3 separate regions of the Mus musculus genome follow, and regions 2 and 3 are each linked to region 1. A link is a loop called in an ENCODE intact Hi-C map of the cell type or tissue named here. Cell type or tissue: left cerebral cortex. All regions are shown on one strand.

What was found. A loop is a pair of places that touch in the nucleus more often than their neighbours do. Peaks named below come from ENCODE experiments on the same cell type or tissue, not always from the same donor. Only the 100,000 strongest peaks of a DNase experiment are listed, where the experiment ranks them.
Region 2: a loop joins it to region 1, with 2.4 times the contacts of the local background. A loop is called at or near these places in 4 of 42 quality-filtered maps.
Region 3: it touches region 1 in a loop (2.0-fold over the local background); 4 of 42 quality-filtered maps call a loop at or near these places.

Annotation. Positions count from the first base shown.
Region 1 is chr6:47,449,627-47,457,626 of GRCm38, forward strand. It overlaps Cul1 (cullin 1), which reads left to right and starts at 4,693. Exons shown (of 22, transcript NM_012042.4): 1 at 4,693-4,857. In left cerebral cortex, a CTCF peak has its summit at 4,823; DNase peaks (open chromatin) are centred at 4,154, 4,272, 4,665, 4,991 and 2 more places; H3K4me3 peaks cover 2,895 bases; H3K27ac peaks cover 2,466 bases.
Region 2 is chr6:47,386,461-47,394,460 of GRCm38, forward strand. No RefSeq gene overlaps it. Among named protein-coding and RNA genes, the nearest start is that of Cul1, 64 kb to the right of the region's middle. In left cerebral cortex, a CTCF peak has its summit at 4,316; DNase peaks (open chromatin) are centred at 306, 3,620 and 4,317; H3K27ac peaks cover 1,242 bases.
Region 3 is chr6:47,399,864-47,407,863 of GRCm38, forward strand. No RefSeq gene overlaps it. Among named protein-coding and RNA genes, the nearest start is that of Cul1, 50 kb to the right of the region's middle. In left cerebral cortex, no CTCF peak of the experiment used is centred here; a DNase peak (open chromatin) is centred at 4,783.

The DNA of each region.
Region 1 (8,000 bases):
GACCAGGTATAACATGGCAAGTCAGATCTCAGGGTTATGGGCAGGGAAGTAGACATAACAGCACAGAGGGTAGACACATGCCCAGCTCGAGCTGATTAAGGCTCATTACAAATATAAAAGTTTTGTATCTTTTATCTGTGAACAAAATGATCTAAGGTGGGGTAGAAACCCCCAATTAGAAGTCAGTTATGTCAACGGATGTTTACCTGAAGCAGACACAGGTGAAAGGATGTTTTGCTAAAGCAAGTACATGAAAGGATGCGTGATGAAGGATTCTTCACTAATGACTCACATGTATTAGTTCACCTTACAGTATAGCTGAGCTCCATTTGTCATGACTCCATTGAGAGAAATGCACCAAAAACTTCTGGTGGTGCTCTGGGGGCTTCTTACCACTTCCTTAGACGCCTGCTGATTGGCAGAGTGATGTCAGCTGATACAGACTCAAATGGAGTTTTGCTAAGGCAGACTCACATGTTGAGGCAAGACTTTTCATAAGGCTAGACCCATGGAGGACACGGGATGTTTGTAGAGAGTATAAATAGGACTCAATAGTGACAGGCTTGCATAACTTTGTAAAGTTTCTTGGTCTTGGGTTCTCATTGATCTTCATTTCTTTAAGAGAGGCACCACAAATAACTTCTCCTGGCCTAATCATGCCAGGGCTGCTGATTTGTGTTTGCTATACCGACTACTAAACTGGACTGCTGGTGTATTCATGAAGTACCTGTGAGTGGATCGAGCTGCTGCTGCTGCTGAATTGTGTGAACTGAACTGCTGATTTCCTGACAATGCAAATGGAATCTGCTCCAAAGAACAATTTCTAAATGGGTTCACTTCCCCTATCTCCTAATAACCTTTCTTTTCTACTAGCCCTGATGGGTGGTGGGCTAGAAGGGAGGTTAAAGCATTTATGAACCATTATTAAAAATAGGGTTGAGAAAAATCAAAGGCCTACAAGGATGTACTACTTTTGACAAGGAACCAGGCTTAGTCTCCAGCACCCTCTGGAGACTGGCCTCTTCACAAACTGTAAATTCAGCTCCAGGGATTAGATACCTCTGACCTCAACAGATACCTGATTTTACATGTACATACTCATACACCCCAAATACATACATAAGTAATCAAAAATGTCTTCAAAATTGTATACACAATTAAAAATAAATATATATTTTAAAAAATCTCATTTACTTGACTGACCGACCCCTGGTCAGTTTTGTGATATAGGCTGGCCTTAAATTCACAAAGATATACCTTCTCTGCCTCCTGAGATTAAGAGCATTTGTCATTATGCCCAGCCTAATCCTTTTATAACAATTACGTTGAAGGCTAGGGAGATGGCTCAGTGAATTAAGAGCTTTTTGCAGAGGACATGAGTCCTATTCCCAGCACACAAATGGTAACTCATAAGTGTCTGTAACTCCAGATCCAGGGGCTTGAACACTCTCTTCTGGTCTTCTCAGTACCAGGTACGCATGCACAGATAATACATATATGTGAAGGCAACACACTTATACATGCAATTGCAGGTTTTGCTTTTATACAGTGCACAAGAGAGTCTCTCAACACATACCCATAAAAAATTAAAAATTGCCAGGTGTGGTGGCTCACGCCTTTAATCCCAGCACTCGGGAGGCAGAGGCAGGTGGATTTCTGAGTTCGAGGCCATCCTTGTCTACAAAGTGAGTTCCAGGACAGCCAGGGCTGTACAGAGAAACCCTGTCTCGAAAAATCAAAAAAAAAAAAAGAAAAAAATTAAAAATTACACAGCCTAAAAACAAATTAAGTTCATTAGAACATATAAAGCATAGTAAACATTGTAGGATTATAACTTTAAAAACTTGGACAGAAGGAACATGGAGTGGTTCCCAAATTCAGGTTCTGGGTCTTTATTATCATCAGAAATATCAATGTTTAGCTAACATTCCTTGAGCTATTATCACCTCCATATCAGAGGATGATGAAACACTGAGAAGTTTAATAACTTGCTCAAGCCTACCCAGTTAAAAATGGTTCACACAAATATAAACTCTGGTAGTGTCAGCTTCTGGTTTTGCTCTTTTCCTTCCAAGTTTGGGTCTTAGATCTGAAGTTTGCAATTATGTCTCTGGGTAATTCACAAACCTGTGAAACCCATTTACTTTCCACAGACTAGTTTCTTACCCAAGTCTTAGAAATAATAGTTCCTATGGTTGTTCAAGTGACTCAGTACTCTTCAATCTGAGTAGTAAACATGCTGTGAGCAGGCTTCAATGTTCTTCCAGCAAAATACTGGAAAAAAAAAAAAACTGGCAAACTTAAGAAAAAATCCTGCACCCCAACCCATACCTGAAGGCACACATGGGAAGCTAGCAATGAGGTATTTTAAAAATAGCTATTTTAAAAATAGCTAATCTAAAACTTGCGTTTTTTCCAGTTCATTATTGTTTCTAATTTACAAAGAGATTTTAATCCCATTGACTTTGTCCTGATAAAGACCTTTGGGACAGTTTTGAGCTTTGATTCTGGTGTCACTCTCTTTCCAAACTGGCTCATCCAAAGAGATATCCATTTTGCTGAGACAGAGAAGATGAAGAGTGTTTTGAGCATGAAAGTTACTATTATATCTTTTTATCCTGTTAGGTAGGGTTATCTGCTCAGAACAGATGCCACCTGGTTGCAAAGTGGACACAGGTGAATGAACAAATCAATGAAAATGATAGTATTGACAGTAAATAAGATACTTTAAAACAAGGAATGGAGGCAGGGCGAATCAGGGAGTGGATTCAGATAGATTAAATACTTGTATTAAGGCAAAATGGGTTGGAGAAAACCCTCAAGTTGACATACAAACTCATATCCAGAGGTGAAAAATCACAGGAAAGGAGACCATATAGACTGGTGAGACTGAAGACAACAGATTAGGAAATATAGAGAGGAAGTAAACTGTTTTCTATGAATACATGGGAATCCAGTTTAAAATGAAAGCCAAAATATACAAGGAACAAGCCTTACATTTATCTCCACCCTTACCATATGTCTACAGAAAAGTTACTAAAAACATGTTTCTTTTGAATGAGTTATTGAGGTGTTTGACATAAAACAAATTAAAAACCTTTTCCCCAGACAAACGTAAAGATAATATAATTTGGTATACACATGCAGAAACAACACTTCTAAAAAATACTTAATAGATGTTGACAAAAAGCTACAGTTCGATAGAAGACACTAAACCAGCAGTTCTTAACTTCCTAATGCTGTGACTCTTTAATACAGTTCACCAGGTGACCCCCAATCAGAAAATGGTTTTTGTTGCTATTTCATAACTGTAATTTTGCTGCTATGAATCGTAATGTAAATGTGTTTGGAGATAGAAGTTTGTCCAACGGGTGTCCATCCACAGAATGAGAACTGCTGGACTACACACCAGTGGGACTTTCTTTTGAGAGGAAGCACGGGTTACTCAAGTTGTGGATTTGAGACCTGTCAGGTCTGCTGAGGATTTCTGCCCCGAAATGGTGCATTAGAAAGAATCTCTGTGGTGTTCTAGTTTGGTGAAAAGTTACAGAAGTTACATCAAATACATCTTTGGCCCAGATGATGAGCTAACTGAAAATCTTCCCTTGCTAGTTCACAGAATTAAATGGCAGATCTAAGCTAGGATATTAAAACAGCTGCCTCTAACAAGGTATGGGGTAAATCCATTCTTTCTCCAGCCTCTCACCTGTGGCTAGGGGTGTTGCCAAATTTACAATTGAATATTACAAAGCACAAGATGACAGCAGCTGATTTCCAATGGGTGAGATTATTCTAGATGTAAGAATACTACTTCATGCCATCCCAGGTTGGAATCGCAACTCCCAACTCTCCCTAACTAAACCATATACAGTGAAAGTGAAAAAAGGCTCTCAAGAAGGAAGGGAGGCCACTGCTGAAAAGTATTAAAGAGGGAGACACACATCCACGTGGGTATGTGGGCAAGCTGGAGGTTTCCGCAGGAGGATCTCCAAGGCCTGCAGGTAGAAAGGGGGGTCGGTGAAGCAGTAGCACTTTTCTCTTGAGTCCGCCTGCCCATTTGACTTTCTCATCTCACGGTTGGGGATACTGCCTCTGGTTCAACTCCAGGACAGGAGACACCAGCCAGGATCAGTGCAGTTGGGACCCATGTCAGCTCCCGGGAGGTGCATGGAGGGGAGGGGCAGGGGAGCTCAAAGCCCCTCTCCCACAGCCGCTTCCGGAAGTGTCTTCAGAGGTCAGAGCCCCCAGCCTCGGCTCGGTCTCCACGAGAAGTCCGAAGTGGCGGGAAGCCGGCACTCGAGAGGCCGCCCCGACGCGAGGGCGGCGGGAAAACCTGGCGGAGGATTCCGCTCGTCCGGCAGGACCCGGCTCGGCGTTTGGGAAGCAGAGGCCATGGCTCGCAGGTAGAAATGCCCGCGCGAAGCGGGTCCTGGCCACGAAGCGGGTGACCAGGGCCTCTGGGGGGGCCGTTTCCGTGCCCCTCCCGCGCCGCCGCAGGCCCGGCGATGGCGGCGACGGTTTCTTGGCTCCCCCGCCCCGGACGCCGATGGCGGTGCGTTCCGGCCCTCCCTCCCCCACGGCTTCGCCCCGCGGTCGCCAGAGCCGGTGAAGCCGGGAGGGCGGGGAGCGGCGGAGGGACGGCGAGAGGGCGGAGGTTGCGTGGTGCAGGCGGCGGCGGCGGCGGCGGGAGGAGGAGGGCCGGCAGGCGGGCAGGGGAGGAGGAGGAGGAGCGGGCGCCGTGTCGCACGCAGCTCCAGGCGGGGCAGCCCGGGCGCTGAGGGACGCGGCCAGACCTCGGCGGGCCCCGCGAGCACTACACGCCGTCGCCCGAGCGTCGGGGGGCGCCCGGAGATGCGGGTGAGTAGCGGCTCGGGCCGCGGTGGCGGGAGGCAGCGCAGGCCACGGCGGAGCCGCGGCGTCGCAGTGACTCGGGCCGCGGCGTCCGAGCCCGGGCTGCCGGCGAGGCCTGAGGCGCCGCGCCGCGGCTAGGCGGAATGGCGGCCGGGCCGGAGAAGTCGTGGGCGTAGGACGCCGAGGGCGGAGCGGAGCGGCCAGGCCCGGCCTGAGTCACCCGGCCGGCCAGGCTCGGCCTGGGCCGGGACTCGCAGGGCCAGGCCCTGGCTACGCACTGGGAAAAAGCCGGACTCACCGCGGCCTGTGGCGCCGACCTCGGCGCCTCACGCGCCACCCCTCCCTTCCCCTCGGCCCTGGGGGTTCCGCTTGGCCGGGGTGGCTCAGGGCCGGGGGACTCGTGCTCTCGGGGATCCGGGGGCACTCATTGTTGCGACGGTGCGGGGCATGATTATTGGGTAACAGTGGTGCCGGGCTCCGTTCTCTCTGGGAGCGTGGCCGAGCAAGGCGCGCCGGGATGCGGTGTGCTTTTCCAAAGGAACGGAGCCCCCGGGCGTCCGCCAGCTCTCCTCAGTCGAACTGGGCCCTCCCTGTGCGGCGGCCTCGGCGCGTCCCCGGTCCCGGCGGGAGCGCGCGCTCTGACCCCAAAGGTAACCCGGCACCGGGCCAGGAGGACTGAGTCGGGGGCTGTAGACTCTGCGGGCCTCTATTCTTAAATCCCGCGTGGCCCTGAGAACCCCCTCTTTCTGTCACCTGTGCACTGTGTTGTTACTCAGGAGATAACTAAGAAAGCAAGGAACACTTGCACTCTCATTCCTTGAGCCTAAGCCCCAAAGTTAAGGGAGCTAGGTATGCCAAAAAAGGAGGATTCCCCTTTTCTGAGAGGTCACTGTTGATACTTGTGGTTAGTTCACAGTCGTTGGGGGTTTGTGGGACGGGCACGCATGCCGAAATGCAGTCAAGTTGTTCAAGTGCTTTTAGTTGCCCTGTGTGTACTTGCTCTTTGCTGGAGTAGCATTAAAACAGCCAAAAGCTAAGAATGGAATAAATGATTACTGTTTTAGAAAGGCACTGGGGTGACAAAAGAGGAACTAAGCTCCTTTTACTTCAATTTTTAGGACCTAAACCTAACACTCTGAAGAAGCCAGTGTAGTTGAGGAAAATAAGGATATGAGGTCTTTCTTTGTTTGAGAAGGCTTTAAGATTTCTCTTTTTACTTAAAACTTGTATTTGTTGCTTCCCATAGTAAGTTGAAACAGTTATAGCTCATTTTAAATTCTGAGTATGCAACACAACACTGGCTTGTTTTATCTTCTATTCTGCCCATTTTTGGAGGTTTTGGGGAGCATTTACTAAGCCTTAAGCCTGGGAGAAAAGACCAAAGTGCTTTCTAAAAATGCTAACCTTTCTCTTTCCTCCCTGTTGGCATCATCTTTAAAAAACTGTTTTGCCCAAAAGACAACCAATTTTAGATAGGCTAGGGTGTTTGTAAGATACATCTTTCCTGAGTCTTATGGTCAGGCCCTGGAAGGTGTGGCCCAAATTCCTAGTATGTCACATACATCTGAAGTCTGAGCTAATTTGGCCAGGTGTCTTTAGATATTACATAGACTCTGTTGTTCAGGGAACTCCACCTTCTTGCGCTAATTAATTTTGTCAGTGCAGGCTTATTTCCCATACATGTGACTATGAAATCATTGAAGACACAGACTAAGTCCTTTACTTTGTAACCCTCAGATAACAGAACATGATCTTGCTGGTACCATGAATGATTTTTTTTTTCTTTTTTGGACTAATCCTAGGGTTTTACTACTCCCCTTCATTTTGGCTGCAGAAAACATAGTCACTGTTGCTGCTGAGCTTGTTAAAAGTGCAAGTTTACTATTATGTTGCATGCTTCCCTAGAGTGAAAACTGTTATTTTTCTTGTGTCCCCCTTCCACCTGCATAACTACATACTGTATCCTAGGGAAAAAATGGTTGAGGGTTTCTTTAGTTGTGGAAATCTAAACAGTTTGTAAAATTAAAATTAATCATTCTAATTTAAGGAGTCAGTATTTTTTTAAAAAACAAGTTTGTTTACCCCTTTGCCTTTGAAGTAAAGCCGGTTAGTATTTAAGGCTGTTACCTGCTGGGAAGATAGTCCAGCCCAGTTGTACCAAAAGTTTCTGTGGGAGGATAAGGGACCTTCATTTCAGCAAGGAAAATTATGTTTAAATGAACAAACCTTAAGTCAAACAATAGTTACTTGGCATTCTTAAGATTTAATTTGTTAGGGCCCCTCAAAGTTATAACTGTCTTGAAGTTTGAGCACTTCATAAGTCCCAAAGCCTAGTCTTTTTTACCTTTCCCATGAAGTCATGGGATAAATTGATTTTTGAGAATCAGTGGTTTCATTTTGAACTCATCTTTTAGGTATGCTTGGAGGAAAAAGCTGTTAACCATCTATTTTAAAGGACAGTTCTAAATTCATCTTTTAAAAAAGCATGTATGTGCATGCACCACAGTGCACGTGTGAAAGCCAGAAGACAAACTTCATAGTCTCTTCTCTATCTTGTGGGTCTCAGGGATTCCGTAAACTTGGCAGCAGTTCCTGAGTCTTGGCAGCAAGCACCTAAGGTAGTTTTTAAGTGATACCATCTAACTTCTAAGTTCTTAAAATGAGTGGATTCCATGGGAACATAACCAATGAGACATTGGAGAACTACCTTATAGAGCATAGTATATCATTTCATGTTTGATCACCAGGGTTATGTAAAGTCTTGATAGTATTTTTTTTTTCCCTTGGGAAACCTGGACAGAAGGAAGATTCTGCTCTCTGGCTTCCACTCACGCTTCAGCTTGATTGTACTTCTGATCTGTTCTGGGTCTTTTTCTTATCACTTTAGCTCAGGCATCTTCATTTTAGGAAAGCTGGTCTTGCCATCCTGTCTAGGACCTTTCCCTAGGTCCTCATGTTGTCTATGTTGTTTATGTCATGTTGTCTATGGATCTATCCCAGTGCTTAACATTCTGATGACACTTGGTGGTTTCTTCTATTAGACTGACTTTACCTAGGGGCAGGTGGAACAAATCTGACTCTAATACCTAGCACAATGCTCATGTCAAAATCTATGTACATCCTCCCACTTCAGATCTTTACAAAGCCAC
Region 2 (8,000 bases), 63 kb before region 1:
AAAGAAAGAAAGGTCGGTCTACCTTATTCTCAGAACTTTTCCAAGTTGTACACATCCAACTACTCTCAATTTTTAGTTGTTGTCCAGTAGCTGGGATTGTAGTTCAGTGGTAGAACATGTGCTTAGCATCAATGAGGCCCTGGGTTCAATTCTCAGAACCAGAAATTAATAAATAAGAACTACCCAGTCCTGAACAGCTTCTGTAAGCTAGCCCCATGTATAACAGCATCATTAGGCTTTTGAACATACTCAGCACTCAAATTTGGCTTTTTGTTTTGAAACAGGGCCTCACTATGTATCCCTGGCAGGCCTAGAAATCACTTTGTAGACCAAAATAGCCTCAAACTCACAGAAACCCATCTGTCTCTATCTCTCAAGTGCTGGGATAAAAATGTGCCATTAATCTGGGTTTCAGGTTCAGTTTTCAATCTCTCCCCTCACCTTCATTTTGCCCCTTGCTTAGCTTATATCTTTTGTAGCTGTTTCTTGAATTTGAGCTCTCATTTTCCCCCCCTGGTATTCAAACATAATGCTCTCCATTATTTTCTTAGTAATAATCTTCAAACCTGGCTTCAGCTATTCTGGTTGCCACTTCAGCCAAATACACTAGAACCCTATTGGTAACATTTATGAAACTCACTCCAGCCTCTAGGGAGATTCAGTCAAAGGATAGTTGAACTAAAACTATTATATTAAATAGTATGAAAATTGTATATAGTTTTGGAGTCATTAAATAGATAACAATTGTATATAGTTTTGGAGAGGTCCATATGTATGCACAGGTACACACAGGCAAAAGCCAGAGAAGGCCAGAGAAGTGCAGCAGGTGTCTTTCACTATTGTTCTTCTCACAGGGTCTCTCAGTGACCCTAAAGCAGTCATTTTAACTAGTCTGTCTGTCCAGTGAGTTCCCATGAACAGCCTGTCTCCTTCCCTAAATGCTGGGCAACTTGGGAGGCAGAGGCAGGCGGATTTCTGAGTTTAAGGCCAGCCTGGTCTACAAAGTGAGTTCCAGGACAGCCAGGACTAAATAGAAAAACCCTGTCTCGAAAAACCAAAAAGAGAGAGAGAGAGAGAGAGAGAGAGAGAGAGAGAGAGAGAGAGAGAGAGAGAGAGAGAGAATAGAAAATTCTTTAGAGTAGGGAAGGGAATCTTGGCTATGATGATTAATCATCCCTGTCAACTTGAGTGAATTTGAGTCACCTAGGAGACATTACTCTGGGTGTGTCTTTGAGAGCATCCGAGAGCAGGGAATAGAGGTGGCAGCATCCCACAGACTGGGGTCCCAAACTGAATAGAAGGAAGAAGCCAGTTTGGCACCAGCATTTGTCACCCTCTGCTTCCTGACAGTAGTCACAATGTGACCAGCTGCCTCATGCTACCCTAGCTGAAGCCTCTCTCATCACCACACCTTCCCTGCCAGAGTAGACTGCATCCTCAAAGCACAATCCCCGATGAATTTTTCCTTCTTCATGTTACGTTTCTTGTATATTTTGCTCTACAATAAAAAAATAATTAACACAAAAAATTATGACAAAAAAGCAACATTAAATAAAACATTTGTGGATATGTCTTAGCTATTTTTGAGTCTGGAACGTTCCCCAAAGGCCTATGTATTGAAGACTTGGTACTATTGGGAGATGATGGAACCATTAAGAGGTGGGGTCCAGTGGCAGGATTTAGGTCTTTGGTATACCCCTAAAGGGACTTGTAGAACAACAATCTCCTCCTCCTCCTCCTCCTCCTCCTCCTCCTCCTCCTCCTCCTCCTCCTCCTCCTCCTCCTCCTCTTCCTCCTCCTCCTCTTCTTCCTCCTTCTCCTCCTCCTTCTCCTTCTTTTTAGGACGGTGTATGTGTGTGTGTACCTGCATGAATTTATATTACTACCTAAGGGCATTGCCCTAGGAGGCCTACACACACATGTGAACACACATAAACACACATGTGCACACACACACACAAATCTATAATCCAATAAAGAGCTGGCAAAGTATAAATAGAAATGACTCAAAACTCAAAAGACTCTTGGGTATGGGACCATTCACTAGAATATGACCAACCACATAGGAACTCACAGTGATTGTGATACCATGCCTAAGACCTGTGCAAACTCAAGCCAGACAAGATCACAACATGGAGGGGAGAGGTAGGCATGAAGTCTCACTCCTAGCTGAGGAGCTAATGGCCACTAATAGCTGCTGGTAGATAGATAAAAATATAGTCAAGAAAAAGCATAAAATATTCACCTTCATTTACATAAATACTAATCGAATCACGCTCAGGTTAACAAGAATAAAAGAATGACTAAGATTGTTGACAAGACCACATCAGAAAAACCTCTCAGTCACTGTTAGCAGTGAAAACTGGGAAATTTTATGAAGAGCACTTTATTAGTACCCATCAAAATTACTATACAAGGATATTTTGTCCCAGAAGTTTTAGTTCAAAAGATTTATTCCATGGATATTCATTTAATTGTGAAATAAACTAGGAATAAGTTAATTTCAATATTGTTTGTTATCAAACATTCTAAATATATTCTTTAAAATAGTAAATAATATAATAAAAATTTTTAAAGAACTACTTTGGGGCTGTAAGGATGACGCAATAAATACAGCACACACTGTGAAGCATACGCTTTTAACAATAAAAAAAAAAAAGCATATGCTTTTTTCCGGAGCCTACAAAGAATTGGATGCAGGAGTTGGGAACTGGGGCTAGATTCTGAAATCCCACCATTCCCAAGGTGAGATGGGAGGTGGAAACAAAAGGATTGCCTAAAGCTTGCAGGCCAGCTTGCCTGGCACATTCAGCAGTGAACAGCAAAAGACCCTGCCTCCCTGCCAGGGCCAGACTCTTTCAGAAAATTGACTGTCCTTCTCCCAGAAGCTGAGTTGCTAATATTTCCTTGGGTAGGTGTGGGACTTTGAACCCTCCTGTCATGTCCATGCTGGGAATTTGTTTGGCTTGAACTCACATAGGTCTGGATGCTCCCCCAACCACTGTGAGTTCATATGTAGTAGACTATGATCCAGTGGATGGTCCCCATCCCAGAGTACATGACCAGCACAAACTGGACTGGGTGGATTTAAAACAATAAAAAAAGATGATACAAAGTTAAGTGGGTGTAGAATGAGGGGTGTGGATGGATCTCGGGGAGTCGAATGAGAGGGTGAATATTTATAACCCACTGAATGAAATTCTAAAAGAATTTTAAAGCCTGTCTCAAACAAGGTGGAAGGTGAGGGCTAACACCAGAAGTTGTCCTCTGACCACTACCACAGGGATGCTCTAGCACTTGTGTGTGCATGAACACACTCACACACACACACACACACACACACACACATACCACAGTAACATGCACAAAAATTTTATTTCATTAAAGGAATGTTAGCACAAGATTTTCCTCAACAAAAATATTCAGTGTGCTATATGTTACTGTTTTCTACAGGAAGGTGTTATGTTCTTTAAAAAAAAAAAAAATTGCCTTGACAAAACCCAAAAGAAAGACTCTAGGAATGAACCCTCAAAAGTGTGAAGCTCCAGCCCTCAACGTGGGTCTGCAAAACATTTAAATTAACTCCACACAAAGCTGGGCTGGGGCTGAAACAGCCTCCCCTCATGGTTCCCATGCAGAGAGACTGGTCCTTGCTGGCATATAGAGCCAGGGCTGTATTGATAAATGGGCTCCAGGAAAATAGAGCCAGTCGGAAGAGAAATAGAATCAATGAAAGAGAAGGTTCACTCGCTCCAGGCAGGTTCTTTTGTAGTCGAGCAAATAAGAATAGAGCAAAGGGATTTTTTTCATTAAAAAAATCATATAGAACAAAATATTTACAGCTGGTGTGTTGTATTGGAGTGGCTCTAAAAAAATAAACCAAAAATATTAGAACTGACTGTGGCTAAAACGAAAAAGGCTGTTTACCTTGTAAAAGCTGGTTGTTTCAATCTTGTAAAGATGAAAAAAAGGTTTTTTTTAAAAGAAAGACAACCCATTTTTTTAAAACAGCTTTCTCTCCCTAAATAGCTTACTTTTTGGTTTGCAATGAATTTGAAAGCTTTATTTAAATGTAAATTGGGTGGATGGATGTGGCGAGGTAAATTGATATACAGAAGATTAAAGGTCACTGAGAGAAACCTCTGGCCTGTATATTCAGTGCATTTAAGAATGCTCGTTTGTCTCTTTTGCTCAGTGCTAGAGAAAGAAGTGGCTGGGAGTTGGCAAAAATAACAAAAGGGAAACTGTAAAACCGCCTGTCTGAAATCTGTTCTCTCTTCGTGGTTATTTGGGCCAGGCCAGCTTCTTCTTGCCAGCGCTTCTCACATCAGCCACCATGAGCATGAGGAATCAGCACATCTGATCCTGTGCCAGCCAGCTCATGCTGTAAGGCTGCGTGTTCTGCGACTTTGCCTGAGTTTATGGAATTACAGCACCAGTGGGGGTGGGGGTGACAATCCCATACCCTTTCATCTAATAGGTGATGAAAATAATAAAAAACAAAACAAAACCAAACCAAAAAAACCCTGATGTTTTGAAAGTCACTAAACAATCCTAAAGAGGCCTCCCTGTGTGGATGGCTAGTTTCACTTCTAAGAAATCACTGGCTATTGGCAAGCTAGAAATTACCTTTGGTTATTTTAAAAGATGGCTACTTCCCAATGATCTAGAGCCAGGATTGCTGTAGTTTATGCAAATATCTGTAGACAGTATTTTTAAAATACAGTGGAGTAACATACAGAAAGCACAGCAGTGGTCTGGGCAGCACAGTGAACAGGTACCAACCAGACTTAAGAGTACCAGCACAGCATGTTCTGTACAGGATTTTTCCAGATTGTACAGTAAAATGGTCTTCTCTTTGAACAGGAAGTTGGAAGAAGAAAACACTAAAAGCAAAGCAGATCTTAATTACTGACAGACAACCGTTCTTTTGTTTTTCTTACTTCCTGAGCAATCCATTCAATATTGGCAAAAGGAATGTTTTACAATAAAAGTTGACAAAGCATCACAGCAATGCTCATGTAGAGTTAAAATACACATTTGTAAAATACAGTACACCTGTCTACTCCCTGCCAAGATGCCAGCTTTCCCTCAGGCGAACTGCACTGGGCCAGTCTCTCTTCAGAAGAACTCGGTTCCTTCACATCCTGTCAAGCAGGGAAACAAAGCCAAAGGCAGGTTGAACTGAGGTCAGTTGCTTGAAGATGCCAAAAGCCAGGCAAAAAGTCAGAAAAGAGGATTCAATGATGGGTGGAAGTCTGAAAATGAATAGCCAGATATATCAAGTTTAAACTAGGACAAGCCCCCCAAACAGAGATTATTTAGGGGACAATCTAAGAACAAAGTAGGCAAGGAACTCCTGAATGGGCACTTTAAAGGTGCAAGTTAGCTATTCTTGGTTGTCATCTTGATGACATCTGGAATTAATGGGGCACACCTGTGAGGGATTGTTTTGCCTTCTTTGAAGTGGGTAAATATACTTCTAGCCCAGACCTCTGAGGTAGGAAGACACACTCTTGCCCAGGATCTGGAGACAGGAAGACACACCTTTAATCTGAGCCACATTTTCTGCTGGAAGATTATATAAGGACATGGGAGATGGAACATTTGCTCTTTGCCTGCTTGCTCTGGCCTTGCTAGCAAGTGCATTCCTTCACTGGCATTAGAGCCTATTTCTTTGGGAATCTAGCATGAACCAGCTGAGGGTTTTGTGGTTGAAAAACTTCTGGATTCTTGGATTTTCTGTTCACAGGCAGCCATTGCTGGGTTTACTGGATCATAGCCTTGTAAGCCTTTCATTCATATATATATATACATACATAGAGAGAGAGAGAGAGAGAGAGAGAGAGAGAGAGAGAGAGATTCATTCTATTAAGTTGTTTCTCTAGAGAACCCTGACTAATAGAGTAGCTAAGAAGCATATGAAGTAGGTGTGGCTATATCCACACAGACATTCTGCAACACTCAGGACCTCTTCTGCAACAGGTACCTATTAATTTAAAGAAATAGGAATTTGAAAATATTAGCAAAGCGACCAAGAGCAGCTAATACAAGATAGAAACCCAGTCATGCACCAATAGATACTATAACTACACTCTCCAAGAGAAAGAGCAGCAAGAAATACACTTGCTAAAGAATGCCATCACTGTTGTTTACAAGCAAATTCCATGTGATTATAACCACATAAGCTAAACAAAGTGGGTCTGTAGAGTTGGCTCGCCAGTTAAGAATATTGGCTGCTCTTAGCCGGGCATGGTGGCGCACGCCTTTAATTCCAGCACTCGGGAAGCAGAGGCAGGTGGATTTCTGAGTTCGAGGCCAGCCTGGTCTACAAAGTGAGCTCCAGGACAGCCAGGGCTATACAGAGAAACCCTGTCTCGAAAAAACAAAAAACAAACAAACAAAAAAAAAAAAAACAAAGAATATTGGCTGCTCTTGCAGAGGACCCTGGTTCAGTTTCCAGCATCCACAAGGTGACTTAAAACCATCTGCAACTCTAGTTCCAAGGAATCCAATGCCCTCTTCTGTCTTCCATAGGCACCAGGCACTCACATGGCACACATGAAGGCAAAACACCCATTCACATAAAATAAAATTTAAAAGTTACAAGAGTTAATTAAATACAGGCTATGTTCTTACAGAATTCACAAGGAAAAAGAGAAGTAATTCTGGTTCACTGTGATATGGACACCGGATAGCAAACCCATAATGTATAAAAATACAATGGTGGAAAACCTTCAAAGGAGTTGAAATCTAGGCCAAGAACCAAGGCCCTGAATATCCCCACCTGCAAAGAGTAAAAGCAATAGTATGGTTCTAAAACAATACTAAGGCACAAACGACTGATTTACCACTAGGTGCCTTCAAAACACGGCTCTAAAGAGTTCACACATATATGCTTTACATCAAAGTAGTTGGGGGAGCTTTTTAATCACTTGTGGAGGTACTGAGATTGAATCTAGACTCTCACACCACTGAGCCACATACCAAGCTTCTTTACTCTGACAAACCAGTTCCTAAGGCCTAAGCACAACATGATAATTTCAGGAACAACCTCCCCTCTGATAGCAGTCTCTGTCTTAGTGTCCTTTCATGTTGTCATGATAAAATACCCTGAGAAAAGCAAGTTAAGGTTTATTTTAGCTGACAGTTCAAGGTACAGTCCATCATGGTGAAGAAGTCACAGTAGCAGGGTCTTGACGATCTGGCCCCATGGCATGCATAGTTAGAATGACAAATGAATGCACCTGCTCAGTTCCCTCAGTGTCTCTAGGAAGCATTCTTATACACAAATCTAAGGGGTTTTACCTACCAAAGTACAGTTTTGGACCACAAAGCAGAACCAAAGGATGCACTTCATAGCAAAGATGCTGTATCAGTGGTTGCATGCCATCTTGTCAAAAAGCTGTTTCCAAGCTGGGTGTGGTGGCACACGCCTTTAATCCCAGCACTCGGGAGGCAGAGGCAGGTGAATTTCTGAATTCGAGGCCAGCCTGGTCTACAAAGTGAGTTCCAGGACAGCCAGGGCTATACAGAGAAACCCTGTCTCGAAAAAAAAACAAAAAACAAAAACAAAAAACAAACAAACAAAGCTGTTTCCTTGAGGAGCAATAGAAGTCTGTTAAGGGTGTGGCTGAGATCTCCATGGGCCTCACCATGGGGAATCATCATCTATGCAGTAAAATACTCCAAACATAAGCCATTGTATCACTGTATTCTCATTAGATGGAATTCATGGTTCTAGGGTTGAAGGGATGGAAATAGGAGTAATCTACTTGCTGTCACCTCCAGTCACACAGCAGGGAAGTGTGTGCTTCCTTCTCCACAAATATCAATGTACAGTTCCTATTTCAGAGGTGGAAGCACCTTCTAGCTAAAGACACAGCTAGAGGGTCTCCCTGAAGCTCTACGCCATAGCTGCCTCCAGTGACTCTCACTAAGAGACCAGCAGATAAGGAAAGCAGTGAACTTCATTGTAAGGGAAAACTGTCTTTAACTAT
Region 3 (8,000 bases), 50 kb before region 1:
GTCATCTCTAGAGATTCACCCAGCATGGTATCTCTCCACAAGTCCTCTTCAAGTCATGCCAGATGTAGCTACTTTCTCCTCTGCTCTCCAGGTGGTGTTTTTCCACGACATTACTGCAAGCATAGCTGTTTACCTGTTATTCTCTACATTGAACTGTGTATCCACAAATGCATAACAGTTGGGAGACAGTTGATCATCAGATTCTGTTGATCTTTCTCTCTGATTGCTCAATTCTAAATTTGACATATTGCTCTTGCTAAATTCACACGCAATAAGGTCTGGGTCTGACAGCATTGTATTGCACATAGAAGGTGTCTTCGTTAGGGTTACTATTACTGTGATGAAACACCATGACCAAAAGCAACTTGGGAAGGAAGAGATTTATTTGGCTTAAACTACAGTACTTAAACTGTTCATCATTGAAGGGAATCAGGACAGGAACTCAGGGAAGGAACCTGGAGGTAGGAGCTGGTGCAAAGACTGTGGAGGGGTTAATAAGCTTACTGGCTTATTCCTCTTGGCTTGCCCAGCCTGCTTTTTTATAGCAGCCAGGACCATTAGCCCTCTCCCGTTAGTCACTAGTTAAGAAAATGCCCTACAAGATGCCCACAGCCCAATCTTGTAGAGACAGTTTCTTAACTGAGTTTCCCTCCTCTTATATGACTCAACCTTATGTCAAATTGACATAAAACTAGCCGGCACAATAGAATAAAAGTAGTTGGTTGAATGAGATGCTGTGGTATGGGCCACACGCGCAAAGCTGGCAATACCTTGTTTCCAGTTCTATACTATTTTAATCCAGATTCATAGTATTTCTCATTCTGAAAAAGACTGAATGGCAATTGCTAGAGTTTTCCAAATCTATATAAAAGGTTATGTGAAACTAAAATGCAAGGTACAGATGGTTAAAAAGCATCCTTTGCCAACACACTGGAGCTGCCCTGATTTTCAGGCCTGTGACAGTTGGAACCCCCTAAAGCAGATATAATAATTGGATGCTAGCATGGGGCCCTGCAGGGATCATAGCTGTTTGTGCTTTCAAAGCAAAGACAAACATGAGTATAAATAGAAGCATAGGATTCACGAGCAGCCCCAAAGTTACAAACAACAGCTGCTGGGCATTGTAGCTCAATTGATAGAGTGCTTGTCTAGGATAGGAGAAAGTCCTGAGTTCAATCCCTGGCACTGCATAAAGCAGGTGTGGTAACACACAACTGTAATCTCAATGATTTGGGGCTTGGGGCAAAGAGGACAAGAAGTTCAAGTCATCCTCAGTTACCTGATACATCCAACCTAGCCTACATGAATCCTTGTCTAAAAAAGAGAAGAAAAGAAAAAAGCCCCAAGTATCTCCTGCTTATACCAATGCAAGCCACAGTCCTTTTCCTGAAAACCTTCCTTATCCTACAACCAGAGCTGACTAGCTAGCTTAGGGAGGGGCACATGAGTCTGCTTTGCCTAACAATGTGTGTGTGTGTGTGTGTGTGTGTGTGTCTGATATAATATTTTTTAGCTCTTTGAGAATTTCACTCATACACATGGTATATGTTGATCATATTCATTCCCGCGCTTCCCCTTCCCAAATCTACCCATCTTCCTACTCCCTCCCAATTTCCTAGTCTTTATTGGTGGTGGTGTTTATAACTCACTGAATGCAAACTGTCCATATACTCGAGAGTATGGAGCTACCCTAAGAAACAACCCACCAGGGCCACACTCTAAAAAAAGAAAAACAAACAAACAAACAAACAAAGACCCGCCTCTTTGTCCCTCAGCTGTCAGCAGCTCCTTAGGTAAGGGTGAGCGTTCACGAGCTGCTCCTCCATGCTGGGCTGTGTGCTGGCTCGCTCATGTTCAGGCAGCCACAGTTGTTATGCCTTCTCCAGTGTCATGATTTGGCCATGTCCAGAAGACATTTGCTAAAGCAAGTACAAGAAAGGACACGTGATGAAAGATTCCTTGCTACAACACACACATATTGCTCCACCTTACAATGTGTAGTTGAGCTGCATTTGTCTGGATGCCATGGAGACAAATGTACCAAAAAAACTTCTGGTGGTGCGCTGCAGTTTCTTGCTACTTCCAAGGACCTGGGCTAATTAGATGCACAAAGCAAGACTCATGCTGTCTCCACTACGTTCTGTCACCACTGTTGCTAACCTGACTCTACCAAACTGGATGGCTGCTATATCCATGAGGTATTTGTGAGTGGCTCAAGCTGCCACTGCCTGCTAACCTGTGAACTGAACTGCTGATTTCCAGACAACATAGAGGAGAGTTGCTCCAAAGAACCTTTCTAAACAGGTCCATTTCCCCTGAATCCTTTTTTTCCCACTACCTCTGGTGGGTGGTCGGTTACAGGAAGGTTAAATCATTTAAGAACCATCATTAAAAATAGGATTTGAAAAAAATTAAAGTTACAACCCTGATAGACACTGTTAGACTGAAGAGCTTACTGCCACAGCTGCCTGCATGTGCTGATAGAGAGAGAACAGGGTGTAAGAGTGCCCAGCAGGTAGTGCTGACCACGATAGGCATGACCAGAAAGATGCCCCCCTAATGCTTTTAGATAATGTAAGTCCCTAGAATTAAGAATGACCCCTGAAGTGATGGGGAGCCCTAGTGAGTTTACTTCAATTTGGTAAAACGTAGGGCCCAAAACAGACATTAAGTTACTAAAGGAACTAGAAAAAGTTCTCTCTCTCATTCATATTCATTCTCTCTCTCTCAATGTATTATGTGTGTGCATGTATAACAGTCTCTTAAGAGTTTATTATAAACCAGCTAAAAGAGACTAGGTACAGCCTTTAGGGAAACAGGCAAGGGGCTGAAGATGACCAAGATGAGTCTCAGGCCTTGGAGGGCCACTCCCCAGGGAGGGGAACCTGAAAGGAAAACCAGACAATCCAGTGAAACACCACAAAAAGCATAAGAAACAGCCAGGTCTGTGGTAACTCAGCCTTGGGAAATAGGGCCTAGGCCTCTGTGGATCTACTACCATAATGCTGTGCAAGGACCAAAGCTGATCTCACATCTCTGCAGGAGGAGGTTGCATCCTAGACCCATGGGAGGCTTCCATTCCAGGAGGTGGGTCCATCATACCTAGAGGAAGACTCTCACAACCAGGTGGGTACTGAATTCAGACTCATGCAATACTGGCTGTGATTGCAGCTGGCTGCAGCAACTGCAACAGTGCCTTGTGGGACCATGAAAGGTAGCCTGGTTCCCAGTTGAGTGAGCTAAGGCTAGAAGTCTCGGAGACCATGATGGGACAATAGGAGCTTTGCCTATTCCCAAGTACCAGGCCCCTGTCACTAGCCATAGCCCCCCATAGATTTGTTGCCATCAATCTCATAAGGGCAATGCCCCAAGTCCCCCCACTCCCCACAATAGGTAGGAAAGGACATAACCTGTGCTTATGTAGGCTCAAGACAGACCTCCATTTTAATGAGATACGTAAAGGCCTGGAGGGCTTACCCAGTAAGCTTTCCTTCCCAGACATTCCTCCCTGAAAAAGGTATTTAATATCAGGCCCACCCTGAAAATTGGGGCATGGTTTTACACATCCACTTTCCACCATGACAATAAATGCCTTAAAACCATAGGCTACCTCTTTTCATTGAGATTCCCCCGTGGGGAGCCATGGAGAAGGCCTTCACCTATATAGCTGCTGTCTGGACTCTCATTAGAAGGCCTCTCTGTGCTACCAGCCATGACCACCACCAAGCCCATGCCTGCAGCCATCAAGCCGAGGATTCTCCCCACAGGACTAGCCAGATTTCCCCTTTTCCCTTGGCCCCAGACTAGATCCAGCCAGTGGGCCCAGATTCCATTCTCAGCTCTTCTGAAACATCCAGTGGCATCTGAGTGTCCAAGAGCCTGGGAACCCCACAGCCTCAGCCTCATCACAGGCCTAGGGACCCCGAACCAGACAACTCCGAAATTCTGCCTCTACAAGCAGCCTTGCCCTGTGGTGGAGCAGACATGGGACCCACAATCCTACGGTGCCTCTTTCTTATGGGGTCACCAACTGCTTGGGATGGTCCTCCAACCTCAGAGAGTAGCCCAGCAAATCCTGCCGGAGCCTGGGTTACAGGAACACCAGCTGACATTCCTCTGCTAGCAGCCCTGCAGATACGTGGCCCCTAGCAAGTGGCACTCAGGCGAGGCCAGTATGTGTGGGAAGAGGTCCATCTGGGGTCACAGTGACCAGGTTCTACCCTTGAAGCAACACCAGACCCAGGGTTCACTTCTATTCCCTCTCTGCTTGTTTGGAGTTCTTTGGTTTGATATTCCTGAACTCATCATAGTTACAGAGGATCGAATTCATATGTTTGTCAAAAGCTTTGAAGGTCCCGATGAAGATCTGGCCATCTTTGCAGGATACATCTCATCCGGCAATCAATGCAGCAGCATCTTGCTGTTCTTGCCCACAGTCACGGTAGTGGCTCCCAAAGCTCAGATTCCCACCATATTTGCTCCCTCCACAAAGCCTTAGTTTGCCGGCCAGCTGCTCCCGCCACTGCTAGCGGAAATGCAGCCTGCAAAATGCGTGTGAAGCTGAAATTACTCTTTCTTACCTGGCGTGAACACAAAGATTTCTGCACCACTAGTCTCCTTCTCGCTAAACTTGAAGAGAACAGAGATGGTCGTTCTCTCGTCTCTGCATCTCCTACATCTGCCACCACAGTAACTTATGGAAAGCAGGCACTCGGTAATATAATTTGGTTTTGAGTTAAACTGAACCAAGTTCCGATTGGGAAACTTCCAGCAGGGTTGGATTACTGACAGCTACAAGTTTATTTTTGATTTCTGGGCAGAGCACTGAACATTTTGCATACGGCTGTGAGAAAATTAAAGAATTTCATCAATGGTCTGGGAAGATCAATGGAATTTGCTTCCTCAGCAGAATGAAGGTTGTTTTGTCCTAGTGACTAGAAGAAGTTTGGCAAGATCCCTCACTTATATCCTGAGAGTATGAAACTTTTGCCAAATTGAACCATGAAATTTGAGAACTGGAAAGGATGTTAATCAGAATCTAGCCAGAGAAAACACAAAGCCCAGGGCAGTCTGCCTAGAATGAAAGAGGCCATGGGAGAGAGAGGCTGAGTGAATCTGCCCTGACTCTCCCCATCCAGCAGAGATCCATGGCCCACCCTTTTACCTCATCCCTTGCAGACCCTCAACTCTCTCGTTCTGTTGTCTCTACTGTCCACTGTCCCAGGCACTTTTTGAGTTCTGAGTTGGGATCAAGCCAGGGTTTCTGATCTCTTTGTCCACCTAGGCTGGAAGCTCTGCTTGGGATCAAAGGACAGCCTCACAGACTGATGTTCCGGCACGGCCATCGCTGACCTTTGCTTGGACACTTGGTGCTGCCAGCCTGCCATGACTTCTCTATACTGGCTCTCAAACTACCCTCTCTGGTTACTTCACAAACTCATTCTCCCTCTCCAAACTCTGCTCCACAACCTCTCCCTTGAGGTGAAGTCCCTTTGATGAGAAATCCACAGATTCTCACCATCAAACCTAAACAAAGCCCTTATCCACTCTCAGTGGATAGATACGTCCTTCCTCAAGCTCCTTCCTCTGTGCCCTGAATTCCATCGCTTTCCCAAAGAACACTCGTTTTGTTATTCCTTTCTCTCTGCTCCTTCTTCCAGATCTCCTCGAGGATTTGATCAGCAGCAGTACTTGAATATATATGATTCTTTATTTGTGTGAAGGGGTGTGGTAGAATATTCATATGTACATCTTCAGAGGGGTAGATGTCAGAGGTCAACGTCAGGTGCTTTCTTGTATCACTTTCTCCCTTACTTTTTGATATACCATCTCTCCGTGAATATGGAGCCTACTGATTCATCAAGATTGACTGGCCTTTCCAGGGATTCTTCTATCTCTGCCTCCTCAGTACTGGGATGACAGGTACAAGACACCATACCTAGCTTTCTACCTGCATCCTGGGCTTCCAAACCCAGGTCCTCATTCTTATGCCAAAAGGACTTTATCAACCAAGCCATCTCCTCAGCCCCACAGACACATTATTCTTATAATTTCAAAGTCAAACAAACTCACTTCCCACAACCACCTCCCGTCTTGTCCCACCGTGAGTCAATGGCCCCCTTGTTCACATTCACATGTCAATCTGCCTATCATCTCAGAGGCTGGTGCTAAACCTAACATAAGCCTCCCAGGCCTGACTTGCTGGGCAGCACTTGACCTGGCCTGCAGATTTTCTCATGAGGGGATACATCCCCTCTCTTGAATCTGTGACTTTAAATTCTTCTGACCTCTTTAGACTTCTCTAGTCATATCCTGTCAGACTTAGTTTCAAGCAGCTTTTCTCATACCCACTCTTAAAATGTCAATGCCTCTTGGGAGTGTTGGTCTAGCTCCCCTAATCACCCTAAATGCTTTCTCTGGGCAATTTTATCTATTCTTGGCTCCAGTTACAATCTACATGGATGTTTCCAAATCTGCTTTTGCAAGTCTTGACCTGGATTTAGAGCAGATCTGTAATTCTTTTGGGCATCTTCATGTGACATCTCTAATTCAATAATCTCCTAAAACCAAAACAAACCTCTTTCTTCTCCCAGGGAAAGACAGAACCAATCATTATCCATACCTCTTCCTCTATGCCAAGACCCTCAAAGTAAAACGTATAGTCAAACACTAGGATTTTAATTCCAGATAAACCTTTGGGCAAAGCAAGTAGCTTAGCATTTCTCTAGTTTCTTCATTGGTAAAATGTAAGAGGTGATACTAGAACCTTCCTCATATGGATACTATCTAGCCTTCTCTGAGTTCATACATGTCAAAACCACCAGCACTTGGGAGGCTGAGACAAGAAGTATCAATTTTACATCCAGTCTGAGTAACTTAGAATGAACCTGCTTCAAGAAAAACAATCAAAAGTCTGGCGTGGTGGCGCACGCCTTTAATCCCGGCACTTGGGAGGCAGAGGCAGGTGGATTTTTGAGTACAAGGCCAGCCTGGTCTACAGAGTGAGTTCTAGGACAGCCAGAGCTATACAGAAAAACCCTGTCTCGAAAACCAAAAGAAAAAAGAAAACAATAACAATCAAAACAGCACCCAAAGACCATTCTGCACATGTGATATGTTGGTTCTCATTTAAGCCATCACTACCCTAGCTACCACCACACCACCCACCATTTCTTCCCCGCTGTCCTACAGTGTAACTTTAATGTTTTCAAACCTTTTTTTAAATTATTTTTTTATTTTTTTATTTTTGGGTTTTTTGAGACAGGGTTTCTCTGTGTATCCCTGGCTGTCCTGGAACTCACTTTGTAGAGTAGGCTGGCCTTGAACTCAGAAATCCACCTGCCTCTGCCTCCCGAGTGCTGGGATTAAAGGTATGCGCCACCACGCCCAGCTCAAACCTTATTTTTAATGATGGATCTTAAATGCTTTAACCTCTCTTCCAGCCCACCACCCACCAGAGATAGTGGAAAAGAAAGGATACAGGGGGCAGGCAGTGGAGAAGTGGACCTGTTTAGAAAGGATCTTTGGAGGAATTCCTGCCTGTGTTGTCTGGAAGTCAGCAATTCAGTTCACAGATTAGCAGTAGTAGCTTGATCCACTGGCAAACACTTCACAGATATATCAGCAGCCCAGTTTATACCCTCCAAATATCACGTGTCCTCCACATGTTTTGCTTCAGCAAGTTTCTTGCTTCAGCATGTGAATCTGTCTCAGCTGACATCACTCTGCCAATCAGCCAAAGTCCGTGAAAGCGGCAACTACAGTACAGCACCAAAAGTTTTTTGGTGTGTTTCTCTCTATGGCGTACCAACAAATGCAGCTCAACTATGCAGTGTAAGGGGAACCAATACAGGCAGGTTGTTAACAGAGAATTCTTCATCACATGTCCTTTCACTTACTTGTTTTAGCAAAACACCCTTTCTCCTGTGTCTGCTTCAGCTCCACATTCTTTCATGAGTCTGCCTTAGCCTCTCACCTGTGTCTACTTCAGCTAAATGTTT